2 separate regions of the Homo sapiens genome follow, and region 1 is linked to region 2. A link is an interaction called in ENCODE POLR2A ChIA-PET data of the cell type or tissue named here. Cell type or tissue: PC-9. All regions are shown on one strand. Links, peaks and the distances in the headings refer to the core of each region. The heading gives the core; the rest is flanking DNA.

What was found. ChIA-PET counts read pairs that join two places held together with the same protein. Peaks named below come from ENCODE experiments on the same cell type or tissue, not always from the same donor. Only the 100,000 strongest peaks of a DNase experiment are listed, where the experiment ranks them.
Region 1: POLR2A ChIA-PET joins it to region 2 with 25 read pairs; 2 of 35 experiments call an interaction of 5 or more read pairs at or near these places.

What each region holds. Positions count from the first base shown.
Region 1 is chr9:128,078,451-128,086,450 of GRCh38, reverse strand. All of the region lies in intron 1 of SLC25A25 (solute carrier family 25 member 25), which reads right to left. Among named protein-coding and RNA genes, the nearest start is that of SLC25A25, 14 kb to the right of the region's middle. In PC-9, for the core only: CTCF peaks have their summits at 2,080 and 2,361 (motif pointing right); a DNase peak (open chromatin) is centred at 7,180; H3K27ac peaks cover 1,854 bases.
Region 2 is chr9:128,412,150-128,420,719 of GRCh38, reverse strand. It overlaps a transcript of CERCAM not described here. Among named protein-coding and RNA genes, the nearest start is that of CERCAM, 4.4 kb to the left of the region's middle. RefSeq lists a silencer at 1-477. In PC-9, for the core only: CTCF peaks have their summits at 189, 389 (motif pointing left), 6,014 and 6,215; DNase peaks (open chromatin) are centred at 419 and 4,479; H3K4me3 peaks cover 1,677 bases; H3K27ac peaks cover 276 bases.

The DNA.
Region 1 (8,000 bases), core at 1-8,000, 330 kb after region 2:
GAGGCAGAAGAATTGCTTGAACCTGGGAGGTGGAGGTTGCGGTGCGCTGAGATCGCGCCATTGCACTCCAGCCTGGGCAACAAGGGCAAAACTCTGTCTCAAAAAAAAAAAAAAAAAAAAAATTAGCCGAGTATAGTGGCTCACACCTGTAGTCCTAGGTACTCGGGAGGGTAAGGCAGGAGGATTGCTTGAGCCCACAAGTTCAAGGTTGCAGTGAGATATGATCACACCACACATTCTAGCCTGGGCAACAGAGTGAGATCTTGTCTAAAAAAAAACAACAACAAAAACAAACACCCAACTTGACCACACTGACATTTACAAAATACTCCACCCAACAACAGCAGAATACACATTCTTTTCAAGTGCACTCAGAACATATTCCACCCATAAAACAAGTCAACTCATACAAAGTATGTACTTTGACCACAGTGGAATTAAATTGGAAAAAAATGACAGGTACGCACCTGTAGTTCCTGCTACTAGGGAGGCTGAGGTGGGAGGATCGCTTGAGGCCAGGAGTTCAAGACCAGCCTGGGCAACATAGCAAAATCCAGTCTCTTAAGAAAAAAAAGATATTTGGAAAATACCTAAATATTTGGAAATTAAATAATACAACTGTAAATGATTCACGTGATATGTCAAAGGAGAAATCAAAAAGGAAATTAGAAAGTATTTTGAATGGTGAGAAAGCACAATGTATTAAAATTTGTAGGATGCAGCCGCAGCAGTACTTAGAAGGAAATACCTATATTAGAAAGGAAAGGTCTCAAAATCAGTGACTTCAGTTTCCACCCTAAGAGATCAGAAAAGAACAAATTAAATGCAAAGCAAGCAGAAGAAAAAAATAATAAACTAGGTGTTAGCGATCATGCCTTATTTATCTTAAACTTCCCTAGACCAGCACCTAAGACAGGAATCGATGGAAATGTGTTCAATTGAATACCTTGCCTATATGTGTTTAAATATATATATTGCATATATGCAAAGATAGGGTCTTGCCATGTTGCCCAGGCTGGTCTTGAACTCCTGGGCTCAAGTGATCCTCCCATCCTGGCCTCCTCACCTTGGATTACAGATGTGAGCCACCACACCTGTTCCAATTCTTTTTTTTTTTTTGAGACGGAGTTTTGCTCCTGTTGCCCAGGCTGGAGTGCAGTGGTGTGATCTTGGTTCACTACAACCTCCGCCTCCTGGCTTCAAGTGATTCTCCTGCCTCAGCCTCCCGAGTAGCTGGGACTACAGGCGCCCGCCACCACACCCAGCTAATTTTTATATTTTTAGTAGAGACGGGGGTTTCACCATGTTGGCCAGGATGGTCTTGAGCTCTCGACCTCAAGTGATCCTCCCACCTTGGCCTCCCAAAGTACTGGGATTACAGGTGTGAGCCACTCTGCCCGGCCCAATATATATTTTTTAAAACATTTTTCTTGCGTCTTTGATTTCCTTGTAGGTTAATATAGTACATTTCTTTCCTTTCACATGTAGCTTTCTTGGGTAGGATGAATCACCCATATCCAAGGATAGACTGCCAAGTGTAACCCTCTTGTAAAAGTAGCTTATAAACATCAATAGAATCTGGTTAAGAGGAGGTTAATACCTGCAGAAATAACCACTGTTCTAAGAATCTAGACAATAGAGGCTGATGGTGTCAATGAAAAGAATCGAATTCTGTAAAATATTTAAAGAGGTTTATTGTGAGCCAAATATAAGTGACCAAGGCCCATGATACAGCCCCAGGAGGTCCTGAGAACATGAGCCCAAGGTGGCTGGGTGACAGGTTGATTTATACATTTTAGGGGGACAGAAGTTACAAGAAGACATCAGTCAATACATGTAAGGTGTACACATTGGTTCAGCCCGGTAAGGTGGGACAACTTGAAGGCGGGGGCTTCCAGATCATAGGTGGGTTCAAAGATTTTCTGATTGGAAATTGGGGTTGAAAGGGTTATTATCTAAAAACCTGGAATCAATAAAAAGGAGTGTCAGGCCAGGCGCGGTGGCTCACGCCTGTAATCCCAGCACTTTGGGAGGCCGAGGTGGGCGCCTGGAAACCCAGCTACTCGGGAGGCTGAAGCAGGAGAATCGCTTGAACCCAGGAGGCGGAGGTTGCAGTAAGCCGAGATCGCGCCACTGCACTCCAGCCTGGGCAACAGAGTGAGACTGTATCAAAAAAAAAAAAAAAAAAAATCTGTTTTAATGTTAATGCTGGTCGGTTGTGCCTGAATTGCAGAGAGGAGGGTATAATTAGGCATGTCCCTCCCTTCCCATCATGGCCTGAATTAGTTTTTCGCGTTTACTTGGAATGCCCTTAGCACCCTGAGGTCCATTCAGTTGGTTGGTGGGGCTTAGAATGGGTACTTTTCAGAGAACAGTAATGGAATACACCTCTAGAGGGAAGTAGTGAGTCGAATCATGGGCACTTGACTTATTCCAAATTACCCTGATAAAATGCCCAGAGTATAAAGGAGCCTGGAGCACCACACACAAAGACAATTGGAGATGCCCAAGGGAGTCTTAGAAGAACAACGCAGAAAGCGAGTTCTCAGGACTGACCAACTCCACGGCAATCTCCAGGTCTCATCACCTCCTTGCTTAACTGCCTAGTACCTATCTTAGAAATATTAACACTCAGCCGGGCACGGTGGCTCACGCCTGTAATCCCAGCACTTTGGGAGGCCGAGGCGGGCGGATCATAAGGTCAGGAGATAGAGGCCATCCTGGCTAACACGGTGAAACCCCATCTTTACTAAAAATACAAAAAAAAAAAAAAATTCGCTGGGCGTGGTGTTGGGTGCCTGTAGTCCCAGCTACTCGGGATGCTGAGGCAGGAGAATGGCGTAAGCCCGGGAGGCGGAGCTTGCAGTGAGCGGAGATCGCGCCACTGCACTCCAGCCTAGGCGACAGAGCAAGACTTCATCTCAAAAAAAAAAAAAAGAAAAAAGAAAAAAAAAAGAAATATTAACACTCAGAAGCCATGAGAGGGAAGAGTAGTAACACTTTTTAGAAAGTTAACAGATGAAGCGAGATTTTATTTGACAGAAAGTCAGAATGATTAGGCTGATTGATTTGATGAGGACTGGCACAGCCAATATGGTCATATAAAAGGCCTTTTCCATAAATTAAATGAGTCATATATGCAGCTCTAAGATTTTGGCCAAAACCAGAACCCAAACCAAAACAAACAAAAAAAAACACTTTTATTTATTTATTTTTTTTTTTTGAGACGGAGTCTCACTCTGTCACCTAGGCTGGAGTGCAATGGTACTATCTCGGCTCACGGCAACCTCCACCTCCCGGGTTCAAGCAATACTTCTGCCTCAGCCTCCTGAGTAGCTGGGACTACAGGCGCCCGCCACAATGCCCGGCTAATTTTTGTATTTTTTAGTAGAGATGGAGTTTCACCATGTTGGCCAGGCTGGTCTTGAACTCCTGACCTTGTGATCTGCCCGCTTCAGCCTCCCAGAATGCTGGGATTACAGGCTGAGCCACTGCGCCCGGCCTCAAACAAAAACATGTAAAGCAGATGTACAGGCCGGGCGTGGTGTCTCACACCTGTAATCCCAGCACTTTGGAGGCGGAGGTGGGTGGATCACCTGAGACCAGCCTGGCCAACATGGTGAAACCCCATCTCTACTAAAAATACAAAAATTAGCCAGGCGTGGTGATTCTAGCTACTTGGGAGGTTGAGGCAGGAGAATCCCTTGAATCCGGGAGGCGGAGGTTGCAGTGAGCCAAGATTGCGCCACTGCACTCTAGCCTGGGCAAAGAGCGAGACTGTCTTAAAATAAAATAAAATAAAAATAATAAAGCAGATGTACAAAATGTGCAAGGGGATATGCTGTTTTCAAAATTATTTTTGGGTGGTACAGGAGTCAAGAGTTTGAAGACTCTCTTTTATATACTGATATATGGCAGTGCCAGGCTATTCCAGAGGCAGGACTGTAGCAGGTGAATGTCAGTCTCCGCTGGAATGAACCAATCAGCCAACGGAAAAACTCAGCTCCTATGTGCTGCCTGCGCTGGGCGGCTGGAGTTTCAGGCTGTAAGGCAGGACTCTTAAACGCCCACCTGATGTGACTCAGCAACAATTGGACAATGAAGAGGAGCCACAACTCACCTCATTTGGCACAAATGAAACTAAGGTATGGCAGATGACAGAACTGCAATAATGAAAAAAGGAAATCCATGATCTATTTCCATTTTAGGAAACAGAACCGGAAAATCTAGCTTTGACAAAAACTCCCTAAAGAAAACTCCTGTAACTGTGGAAGGAAAAGAGAAGTCCGGCATGAAAACCCTCAGTCTTGTGGATGGCTTCTGTTTACTCCTGGTGAAAAGCCAGTCCCCTTCGAGGTCCCAAGTTCAAGGTGAATGCATATTAAAGATGTCTTTTTCTTTTCTCTACAAGAAAGTTAGAGGCATACAAAATTTACCCAACTCTTAAGTGTAGGATTTTAAGATGTAACAAGTCAAGTTCTACAGAAGCAAGGGTCTGCTTGGAAATATGGGATTTCTACTTTATTTTTTTTGAGACAGGGTCTGGCTCTGCTGCCCAGACTGGAGTGCAGGTATGATCATGGCTCACTGCAGCCTCAACCTCCCAGGCTCAAGGGATCTTCCCACCTCAACCTCCCAAGTAGCTGGGACCACAGGCATGCCTGGCTAATTTTTTAAAATTTTTTGTAGAGATTGGGTCTCCCTATGTTGCCCAGACTGGTCTCGAACTCCTGGCCTCAAGCAATCCTCCCACCTCAGCCTCCCAAAGTGCTGGGAGTACAGGCATGAGCCACCGTGCCCGGCCTAATTTCTCTTCTTTTTCTGCTCTTATAAGAGCATGATTCTCCTTTAGATTAGACATGTGCACCAAGAGTAAGGAGCAGGGGGTGAATATGGTATGGAGGCCAGCATGTGACAACCCAATCACCTAAAATGTTCAAAAAATTTTGAAGCAACCCAACACTGGCCAGTGGGAGCCACACAATTCGTCCATGTGAGCCTACTTGTTGTACCCACCCTGTCCTTATCCTCTCCTTTCCTTCTCCCACGTGAAAAAGCAAACCAACAAATTTATTACTAAAGCAACATAAAATGTTTTTAGTTTCTGAAAACAGATCTCAGGATTGCACTCACACTGAGATGATCTGACTCAACACAAACTTAACTCTCACCAGCTGCTTGCTCTGCTTTGCACAAGGACTGCAGGCAGGAGAGAGGTCAAGGGGGTGAAACCCTCCCTGGGCTGCCTTACACGCAGCACAGCTGTTCAGGGTGGGAGGGCAACTGGATGAATGCCGGCTAATAGCTGGTTTAAACCAAGCCAGCTCTCCTAAACAATTCAGAAAAGGAATTCTTTAGCTATAGAACTATCTACCTTTAGATCCTATTTTTCCTTCTTCTGTAGGTTAGAGAGGAAGAGACTCTGGCAAACAAAAAATACACCCAAGTCGTGAATGAAAAAAGGAAAAAAGTTAACTGTGTCCATAAATGCATCACTAAGGGGTGCTGAGGAACCTTGTCTTTCTCCCTAAGATCCCCCCTACAATGCCTTTATAGGACACTGGACAAATTGCTTAACTTCTCCAGCCTGTAAAATGTGGGGAGTGAACTGAACAACCTTGAAAACGCTCCAGTTCTAACATTATATGGATTCCAACTCAATCTAAAGGCCTTAACCAAAAGCAACAACAGGGTTTTGGGCAAGTGGGATAGAAAAGGCCAACAATGGCTGGGGGTGGTGGCTCACGCCTGTAATCCCAGCACTTTGGGAGGCCGAGGTGGGTGGATCACCTGAGGTTGGGAGTTCGAGACCAGCCTGGCCAGCATGGTGAAACCTCATCTCTATTAAAAATACAAAAAAAAAATTAGCCGGGCACGGTGGCGCATGCCTGTAATCCCAGCTACTCCATGCCTCCATGCACTCCAGCCTGGGCAATGAGAGCAAAACTCCGTCTCAAAAAAAAAAAAAAGCCCAACAAGGTTGATGAAGGTGTGTACCATAGCTGGTTTTAACCAACAGGACCATTCCACTGTGTCCTATCTACTCTACAGATAAGGACTTAACAGACAGTTGGTTCTTTTTTTTTTTTTTTTTTTTTTTTGGGATGGAGTCTTGCTCTGTCACCCAGGCAGAAGTGCAGTGGCACGATCTCAGCTCACTGCAACCTCCACCTCCTGGGTTTTTTGTGGGTTTTTTTTTTGTTTTTTTGTTTTTTTTTTTTAGATGGGGTATCACTCTGTTGCCCCGACTGGAGTGCAGTGGCGTGATCTCGGCTCACTGCAACCTCCACCTCCCAGGTTCAAGTGATTCACCTGCCTCAGCTTCCCAAAGTGCTGGGATTACAGGCATAAGCCACCATGCCCGGCCCCTCCTGAGTTTTTTTAAGCGATTCTCCTGCCTCAGCCTCCCCAGTAGCTGGGATTACAAGCACGCACCACCAGGACCAGCTAATTTTTTTTTTGAGAGGGAGTCTCGCTCTGTCAGCAGGCTGGAGAGCAGTGGCACGATCTGGGCTGCCTGCAACCTCTGTTTCCCAGGTTCAAGCGATTCTCCTGCCTCAGCCTCCCGAGTAGCTGGGACTACAGGCGTGCACCACCATACCCGGCTAATTTTTGTATTTTTAATAGAGACGGGGTTTCACCATGTTGGCCAGGATGGTCTCAATCTCTTGACCTCGTGATCCGCCCGCCTCGGCCTCCCAAAGTGCTGGGATTACAGGCGTGAGCCACCGCGCCTGGCCCCTCCTGGGTTTTTTAAGCAATTCTCCTACCTCAGCCTCCCCAGTAGCTGGGATTACAGGCATGCGCCACCAGGCCCGGCTAATTTTTTTTTTTTTTTTTTTTTTTTGTATTTTTAGTAGAGACAAGGTTTTGCCAGTTGGCCAGGCTGGTCTCGAACTCCTGACCTCAAGTGATCCACCTGCCTTGGCCTCACAAAGTGCTGGGATTACAGGCGTGAGCCACAACGCCCAGCCAGTTGGTTCTTATTCTTGGTGATCTAAACTACCCTCTCTCCACCCTTTTTTTTTTTTTTTTTTTTTTGGCATCAGCAGCATTTCAATCAATGGTTTTTGAGAGTCTTCTTACACAATGTAGGCGGTTCTGTGTTTTGGAAGAAGTGTCACATTAGACTCCAGCCAACAGGGAGGGAGGACAGGAGGAAAGGTATGGAGCCAGAGTGTGATGGAACAACACTGAAAGCTTCAGGCACCGGCAGGAACAGGGACAGCCACCTCTCCAGTTTCCCCACTGACCCTGCAGAAAATGAGTCATGATTTATCTCCTCAAACTTCCTGGAAAAGCCAGCCAAGAGCTTAAAGTAGATAAGAAGCTCCTTATGGCCTACCTTTGTTATTCATTTACTTTAAAGGAAGATGCATCTTTAAGACAACAGCTTCTTTTGTCAGGTGTGGTGTTGAGTCTTTTATATCCCGTATTAGGAACAGTGTACCTATCATTTTAGTCACGGCTTCCTGTGCACCACCAGGGCCTTAAAATGCTGAGACAGAGTTATGCACAGGTATGTCAATGTCATAAACTATGAAAATAAATGTGGCCAAGTTTTAAAGGCAAGTTAAGTGTCCACAGTCAAAGAAGGAAGGCGGCACTGCATTGAGCTAAATGGGGCAGAGTCAAAATCCTGGGTTCTGGAACTGGCTTGGCCTCCAAGCAACCCAGCCTCCGAGCCTTAGTCCCACTTCTGCAAAGTAATGCTGGTTAGTGAGATAATCTCCAAAGCTTTGAAGTAAGCTCCACTTGAGCTTCCACTTTCACAACTTCAAGGTCAACTCTGTACTTAGGAAAGACGATCCACGGCTTCTGAGAGGGCAACAGGCTTGCAAGATGAGGAGGTCCGGTTTCTGTCCAGGGAAAGCATGCGGGCCCCAAAGACGTCTTTTTGTGTAGATAGAGTGAGTGAGTCTACTACAACTTTTTATTGTTTCTTTGCTCATTTTGATGTCCACAGAGCCCAGGTTTTCCACAGCGGACATCCCCTTCCA
Region 2 (8,570 bases), core at 1-8,000:
GCTCAAGTTTTCTCTCCTTGGCCCGGGGCACCGGAGGGCCAGGGCCCGGGGACCCGCGCCAGCCGCGACCCTGGAGCAGCCCCGCCCGGCTGGACCCCGGAGGGGCGACGGCGGAGGGGCCGGAGGACCGGACAGGGGAGGGGTGCTAGGACGAGTGCGTCGGGGCCGGCCGGGCGTCCGAGAACAGTAGGGGCTCATGGAACCCCTGGGCGTTGAACCCCCGGAATCCGGATTCCCCGGCCCACGCAGCCGACTCTTCGACCTGAGCCGCAGACCCAGAGGGGCGGCGCCCACTCGGCCACCACCTCCCGGGCTTCCCCGGCTCCCGCCCCATCCTCCGCCCCGGGCGCCCTCTGGCGGCCCTGGCGCTAGCTCCGCAGACCAGCCGGGCCACGCGTGGGCCGGAGACCCAGCGTGGGGGGCGCAGAGGGAGTCCCCCTGAGCTGGGCGCGTCCTCCCGCGGCGGTCCGCTCCTTAAGTCCCCTGTGCGTCACCTCCTTGCGTCGGTCGCCAGCACCCGCATTGCTTCGGCCCTTTAAGAGAGCACAGCCAGGCCGGGCGTGGTAGCTCACGCCTGTAATCCCGGCACTTTGGGAGACCGAGGCGGGAGGATCACCTGAGATCAGTTCAAGACCAGCCTGGCCAAGATGGTGAAATCCCATCTGTACTAAAAATACAAAAATTAGCCGGGCGTCGTGGCGGGTGCCTGTACTCCCAGCTACTTGGGAGGCTGAGGCAGGAGAATCGCTTGAACCCGGGAGGCGGAGGTTGCAGTGAGCCGAGATCGCGCCACTGCACTACAGCCTGGATGACAGACCGAGACTCCGTCTCAAAAAGAAAAAAAAAAAAAGAGCACAGCCCTCACAGCCCTCTCTTGGTCTGAGTGTAGAACTAGGGGACACCACGGAGCTGCTCACTGCGACCCGACCCGTCCGTCCTCCAAAGCAGGGGATGTTGGCTCCCCTGGAGCACCGCCGGGGTCCTTAGGACCCTGCTGGGAGGGAAAGAACTCTGCAGCCTCTCGGGAGAGGAGCAGAAAAGGGAGCGGCCTGGCGGCACCACAGATGGGATCGAACTGGGTGTCTGTCACCAACCTCAGACAGGTCCCTTTCCCTCAGGAGCCTCTCGGGTAAAATCGGGCTGATAACGCCACCCATCTGGGAGGGTTTGCAGGGATTCCTCGAGAGAATGAATGCACTGGCAGCTTTTCCCGCGTGGAGGCTTACACACAGGAAGAGCTCCGCCCTGGGGCTGGGAAGACAGGACTGGAGGAGAGGGAGGCTCCCCCTTCACCCTCCCACCGCTGGGAAGATCTCCTTTCCTAGGAACAGCACGGGGTCTCCCTTCAGCCTTTTCCCAGGGTCAGGGAGGGGAGCCAGGGCTGTGCACACTATCTCCACTGCAAGGGGAGGGCTGAAGGTCCATAGAGGAAGGAACTTACCTAGTGCAGGGGCAGCACGTGCGCACTGAACCCTGGAGTCCTGATCTCTAGCCTAGCTCAAAGCCTCCACCAGGATCGGGTGGCAGCTTCCATTTGAGGCCATTTCTAGGCCAGCGGCCCTGCAATGAGAAGCATTCTGGAGAGATGCCAGATTTCTTCTCCCTTGCACGGTAGTCCCCTGCGGGAAGCCACTCCCAGCCCCAGAAGAGGGATTCCCTTTCTAAAGCAAAGCAGTGTTCCCTACTTCACCCACCCCAGAGTCATTCCACAGCCTCTGCCTGTCCTATTGGTCCAAGGGTGCTATGGTCAGAATGTCCGTGACCCTCAAAACTCACATGTTGAAAACCTAATGTTAATGTCAGGGTATTAAGAAGCGGGGCCGGCACGGCGCGGTGGCTCGCGCTTGTAATCCCAGCACTTTGGGAGGCGGAGGCGGGCGGATCACGAGGTCAGGAGATCAAGACCATCCTGGCTAACACGGCGAAACCCTGTCTCTACTAAAAAATAGAAAAAAATAGCCGGGCGTGGTGGCGGGCGCCTGTAGTCCCAGCTACTCAGGAGGCTGAGGCAGGAGAATGGCGTGAACCCAGGAGGCGGAGCTTGTAGCGAGCCGAGATCGCGCCACTGCACTCCAGCCTGGGCGACGGAGCGAGACTTCTGTCTCAAAAAAAAAAAAACAAAAAACAAAAAACAAAAAAAAAAACAGGCGGGGCCTTTGGGAGTTGATTGGGTGGGCTGCCCCACCTGAATGCGGCTAGTGCCCTTATAAAAGAGGCCTGGGGGCCGGATGCGGTGGCTCACGCCTGTAATCCCAACACTTTGGGAGGCTGAGGGGGGTGGATCATGAGGTCAAGAGATCAAGACCATCCTGGCCAACATAGTGAAACCCCATCTTTACTAAAAATACAAAAATCAGCTGGGTGTGGTGTCGCGTGCCTGTAGTCCCAGCTACTCAGGAGGCTGAGGCAAGAGAATCGCTTGAACCCAGGAGGCAGAGGTTGCAGTGAGCCAAGATCATGCCACTGTACTCTAGCCTGGCAACAGAGCGAGACTCCGTCTCAAAAAGAAAAAAGAGGCCTGGGGAGCTTGTCAACCCCTTCTGCCACATGAAGACACAGCTAGAAGGCCCCAGGTATGAGGAACGGGCCCTTACCAGACACCAAATCTGCTGACGCCTTGACCTTGGACCTCCCAACCCCCCAGAACTATTAGCAATAAATTTCTTTTTTTTTTTTGGCCAGGGGTTGGGGGGTGGTTCAAGCAATTCTCCTGCTTCAGTCTCCTGAGTAGCTGGGATTACAGCCACACACCACTATGCTTGGCTAATTTTTTGTATTTTTAGTAGAGATGGGTTTTCACTACGTTGGTCAGGCTGGTCTCGAATTCCTGACCTCAGGTGATCCAGCTGCCTCAGCCTCCCAAAATGCTGGGATTACAGGTGTGAGCCACTGCACCCGGCTGATAAATTTCTGTTGTTTATACATTATGCAGTCTAAGATATGTTGTTATAGCAGCCCAAACGGACTAAGACAGGGGGCTTCCTGATTCTTCCCTGGCCTCAAGTCCTCCTCTTCCCCCAAGTCCTCCCACCCTCCCCAGGAGTCCAGCCTGTTACTAACTTTCTTGCCTCAGAGTTTTCCCATCACACCTGCCTGGAAAACCCAATAGCCATCTTGTTTTGGGGCAGGTTGGGGCAACTGCAAACTCAGGGTCTCTACCCTCACTTGGGCTCTCACCCAGCCCAAGAATCCTGTTTCCCTGTGTCCCCTGCCCACTCCCCTCAGGGCATTTCAAATGCTTCTAGTCATTGAGGCACGGTGGCTCATGCCTGTAATCCCAGGACTTCGGGAGGCTGAGGTGGGCAGATCACTTGAGGCCAGGAGTTCGAGACCAGCCTAGGAAACACAGTGAAACCCTGTCTCTATTAAAAATACAAAAAAAGGCCGGGGCAGTGGCTCACACCTGTAATCCCAGCACTTTGGGAGGCTGAGGCAAGTGGATCACCTGAGGTCGGCAGCTCAAGACCAGCCTGACCAACATGAAGAAACCCCGTCTGTACTAAAAACACAAAATTAGCTGGGCATGGTGGCGTGTGTCTGTAATCCCAGCTACTCAGGAGGCTGAGGCAGGAGAATCACTTGAACCCAGGGGGGCAGAGGTTGCAGTGAGCCGAGATCGCGCCATTGCATTCCAGCCTGGGCAACAAAGGCGAAACTCCGTCTCAAAAAAAAAAAAATAGTAATAATACAAAAAAAAATTAGCCAGGTGTGGTGGCACATGCCTGTAGCCCCAGCCACTTGGGATTCTGAGGCAGAAGAATCACTTGAACCTAGGAGGTGGGAGTTGCAGTGACCTGAGATCACGCCACTGCACTACAGCCTGGGTGACAGAGTGAGATTCTGTCTCAACAAAACAAAACAAAACAAAACAAAACAAAGCCTCCAGTCTTCTCAAGCCCCCATTCCACCGCCCCTCTCCCCCAGCAAAGATCTCTCTACTACTTTTTGGAGAAAATAGAAGCCATTACCTGGGAACTCTCATTTCTAGCCTCCAAACCTTCCACCTCTGCCCTCAGCCAGCCTCAGGAGGCACACCCCTCCTCAACAGAACGGCCCCTGTGAAACCGCCTTTGCAAATTTGTAACTCAGGAAATTATGACAGCGGAACAAATCAGACCTAACTGATTCTGTCTTGCTTCTAACCCTTAAGCTGTCCTTGTTCACTCCTGGGCGTAGGCTGAACTAACTTTGGGAAGGAATTCAGTTCATGGTTTGACTCTGAAACAAAATTTATAACAGCCCTTTCCCAAAAAGACCCTTCTTCTTGCCTGGGGTCCAGTCTGCCTTTGCAGGACTGGCAAAGTAGCTATAAGATTAGAAATTACAATTTAGGGGTCATGCAGCCTTTGGGTCCTCCCCAAATTGCTCCTGGGGTAACATCACTATTGTAAAACCTAAAGTCAGTGCTTGAGATATTCTGCAGACCCTGCACCCGATGGATCAGCTGACACCAGCCAGACCAGTAATCTGGCCCAACCAGTTCTACCATCGCACCCAGGAACAGAAGACATTAAGAATACCTAACTTCCACCTCCTATGATTCCATCTCCAATCTGACCAATCAGCATTTTCCACTTTCCAAGCCCCTACCTGCCAAATTATATTTAAGAACTCTGATCCCCACATGACTGGGGAGAACCGATTTAAGTAATAATAAAACTCCGGTCTCCCGCACAGCCGGCTCTGTGTGAATTACTCTTTCTCCTTTGTAATTCCCCTGTCTTTTTTTTTTTTTTTTTTTTTTTTGAGACGGAGTCTCGCTCTGTCACCCAGGCTGGAGTGCAGTGGCGTGATCTCGGCTCACTGCAAGCTCCGCCTCCCGGGTTCACACCATTCTCCTGCCTCAGCCTCATGAGTAGCTGGGACTACAGGCGCCCGCCACTACGCCCGGCTAACTTTTTGTATTATTAGTAGAGACGGGGTTTCACCGTCGTCTCGATCTCCTGACCTCGTGATCCGCCCGCCTCGGCCTCCCAAAGTGCTGGGATTACAGGCGTGAGCCACCGCGCCCAGCCTCCCCTGTCTTGATAAATCGGTTCTGTCTAGGCAGCAAGCAAGGTGAACCCATTGGGTGGTTACACCTGGTCCCCTCTCCCTTCCTGGATCCCCATCCTCCCTCTCTTCTAGGCCCTTCCTTCCACATATCAAAGGACTTGGATCTCCCACAACCAAAGATAAGAAAGCACCAAGGCACCCCTGTGGCCTCTAGCTGTGGCCATAACTCCTCCAAGCCTCTTGAATGGTGAATGTGAACCTTGTTCCCTGTCTCTTCACTTCCTTCCATTCTCTGCTTGACACACATCAAGGTGGATCCTGCAGAGACCAGAGTCCTCCAACCACTCCCCCGAGTGGACACTTCCTCCTCATACCTGTATCCAGGCTGGAGTGCAGTAGCATGATCATTGCTCACTGCAGCCTCGAACTCCTGGACTCAAGCCATCCTCCCGTCTCAGCCTCCTGAGTAGTTGGGACTACAGGTGCATACCTAATATTTATTTATTTACTTACTTTGTATAGACGGGGATCTCACTATGCTGCCCAGGCTGGTCTTGAACTCCTAGACTTAAGTGATCCTCCCACCTTGGCCTCCCAAAGTGCTGGGATTACGGGTGTGAGCTACTGAGTCCGGCCAGCACGCCTTTCTAAAATGCCTGACAATAACTCCCTTCAGAGCTGCCACCGCTGAGCACAGAGCTCAACCCCTCAAGGGGCAACAAGGCCCTTCATGGCCTGCCTGCATCTTCTCCACCTCCTCTGGTCTGCAAGCCCTCCCCCTGACCCGACCTTATGCTCCAGCCAAATTGCACAATTTACAGTTTCCAGAATACTCCATGCTTTTGGACCTTCCCACATCCTTTTCTATTTTTTCCCTTGGTCCCGCTGCCTGGATTGGTCTTTCCCTTCCTGGGCAGCTTCTATACTGTGGGTCCTATAGTCTCAGCCAAAACTTCCTCTCTCTGCAAAGATTTCCCTGATGCCATGTCTGGGAGACATATCCCTACAGGTCATTCTGTATGATCCCATTCATTCAGCAACTATTTCCCGAGCACATGCTATGTGCAGGTGGAACGCTAGGGGCTGGGAATACAGAGGTGCACAAAACAGAAGCAGTCTCTGCTCCTAGGCTCCTTACATTTTGGTGAGAAGAAACAGGAAACAAGCAAAACAATCAATGAAGAGATCATTTCAAGGAATGGTAAATGCCATGAACAAATTGAAACACATGATCAAGAACTGAGAGTAGGCTGAAGGCAGTGGCTCACACCTGTAATCCCAGCACTTTGGGAAGCCAAGCCAGGCATATTGCTTGAGCTCAGGAGTTCGAGACCAGCCTGGCCAACATGGTGAAACCCTGCCTCTACAAAAAGTACAAAAATCAGCCGAGCATGGTGGTGCACACCTGTAGTCCCAGCTACTCAGGAGGTTGAGGTGGGAGAATCACTTGAGCCCGGCAAGCGGAGGTTGCAGTGAGCTGAGATTGCACCACTGCACTCCAGCCGGGGCAACAGAGCAGACACTGGCTCAAAAATAATAAATAAATAAAAAGAGAGAGAGAGAACTGAGAGTAGTTGGGAGTCGAGCAACATTCAGACAGAGGGTTCAGGGAAGACATTTTGGAACAAAAGGAAGAGTTAATCAAGGGGAGATCTGAGGGAAGAGTGTTCCAGATGCAGGAACAGGTAGAGCAAAGGCCCGGGGTGGGAACACGAAAGGCGGCCAGTGTGATTGGAGCAAAGTGAGCAAGAGGATATGGTAAGACGTGAGGTTAAATAGGTAGGAACGGCCAGGTCACCCAGTGCCTTGAAACTATGGCAGGGTTTTGGTTTTGGTTTTGTGTTTGAGAAGGAGTCTCGCTCTGTCACCCGGGCTGGAGTGCAATGGTGCGATCTCGGCTCACTGCAACCTCTGCCTCCTGGGTTCAAGCGATTCTCCTGCCTCAGCCTCCCGAGCAGCTGGGATTACAGGCAACTGCCACCACGCCCGACTAACTTTTGTATTTTTAGTAGAGACGGGCTTTTGCCAATGTTGACCACCCTGGTCTCAAATTCCTGACCTCAGGTGATCCGCCCACCTCAGCCTCCCAAAGTGCTGGGATTACAGGCATGAGCCACTGCGCCCAGCCATATGGCAGGGTTTTGGATTTTCTTTTTTTCTTTTCTCTTCTTTTCTTTTTTTTTTTTTTGAGATGTAGTCCCACTCTGTCACTCAGGCTGGAGTGCAACGGCATGGTCTTGGCTCACTGCAACCTCCGCCTCCCAGGTTCAAGGGATTCTCCTGCCTCAGCCTCCCGAGTAGTTGGGATTACAGGCGCTCGCCACCATGCCCGGCTAATTTTTGTATTTTTACTAGAGACAGGGTTTCACCATCTTGGCCAGGCTGGTCTTGAACTTCTGACCTCGTGATCCACCCACCTCGGCCTCCCAAAGTGCAGGGATTACAGACATGTAATCCCTACTAAAAATACAAAAATTAGCTGGACATGATGGCACGTGCCTCTAATCCCAGCTACCTGGGAGGCTGAGGCAGGAGAATTTCTTGGACTGGGAACCAGCAGGCGGAGGTTGCAGTGAGCCAAGATCGCACCACTGCACTCCAGCCTGGGCTACAGAGCAAGACTCCATCAAAAAAAAAAAAAAAAAAAAGCCCGGGTGCGGTGGCTCACGCCTGTAATTCCAGCACTTTGGGATGCTGGGGCGGGTGGATCACCTGAGGTTGGGACCAGCCTGGCCAACATGGAGAAACTCTGTCTCTACTAAAAAATACAAAATTAGCCGGGCGTGATGGCGGGTGTCTGTAATCCCAGCTACTCGGGAGGCTGAGGCAGGAGAATCGCTTGAACCTGGGAGACAGAGGTTGCTGTATGCCGAGATCTCGCCATTGCACTCCAGCCTGGGCAACAAGAGCAAAATTCCGTCTCAAAAAAAAAAAAAAAAAAAAAAGTGCTGTCCTGTGGAGCCTAAGACCTCATTAGCTGGGTCATGCCTGGAAAAAAATGATTGCTCGGACCCATCTGGCTGAGCACGATCCGGATCCTATGGGGTTGACACCTGGTGGGGCTGCCGGTTTCTGCCTGCAGCATCCTCACCCACTTCAGCCATTGTAGTTCTGACCAAATCCAGGTGATGGCGCCAGCGCCTCAGGCTTGACTCTGGCTTCCTGGAGTAGAGACCCTGCAAGAACCGTCCCCCTCCCCAGCGCCTTCGTCCCGCTGGGAGCCTCAGTTCCAAGGCCTGCCTGCCCCTGGCAAAGACTTTGTAGCATGGCTCCACCAGGGAGAGGGGAGCTGAGGCTGGCAGACTCAAACTGGGGGCCAACCCCTACTCCTAGATGTTAGGGAGGTGGGCTACAAGAGCCCCTTTGGGTCAAAGAGAAACTAGGGGTATCAGGCCACTGGGAGTTGGGGGTCAGGAACCCGGGTAGGCTGCTCTGGTCCAGTGGACTCTGGCCACACCCCCATTAACCCTCTGCGTACCCTGCCCCACCTCATTTGAGGTCCCAGGAGCTGCTTCCTTGCCAATGGGTAGGGGCAGCCTGGGGGTGCCCCAGGGCCCAGGTAGGGCCCCCGGATT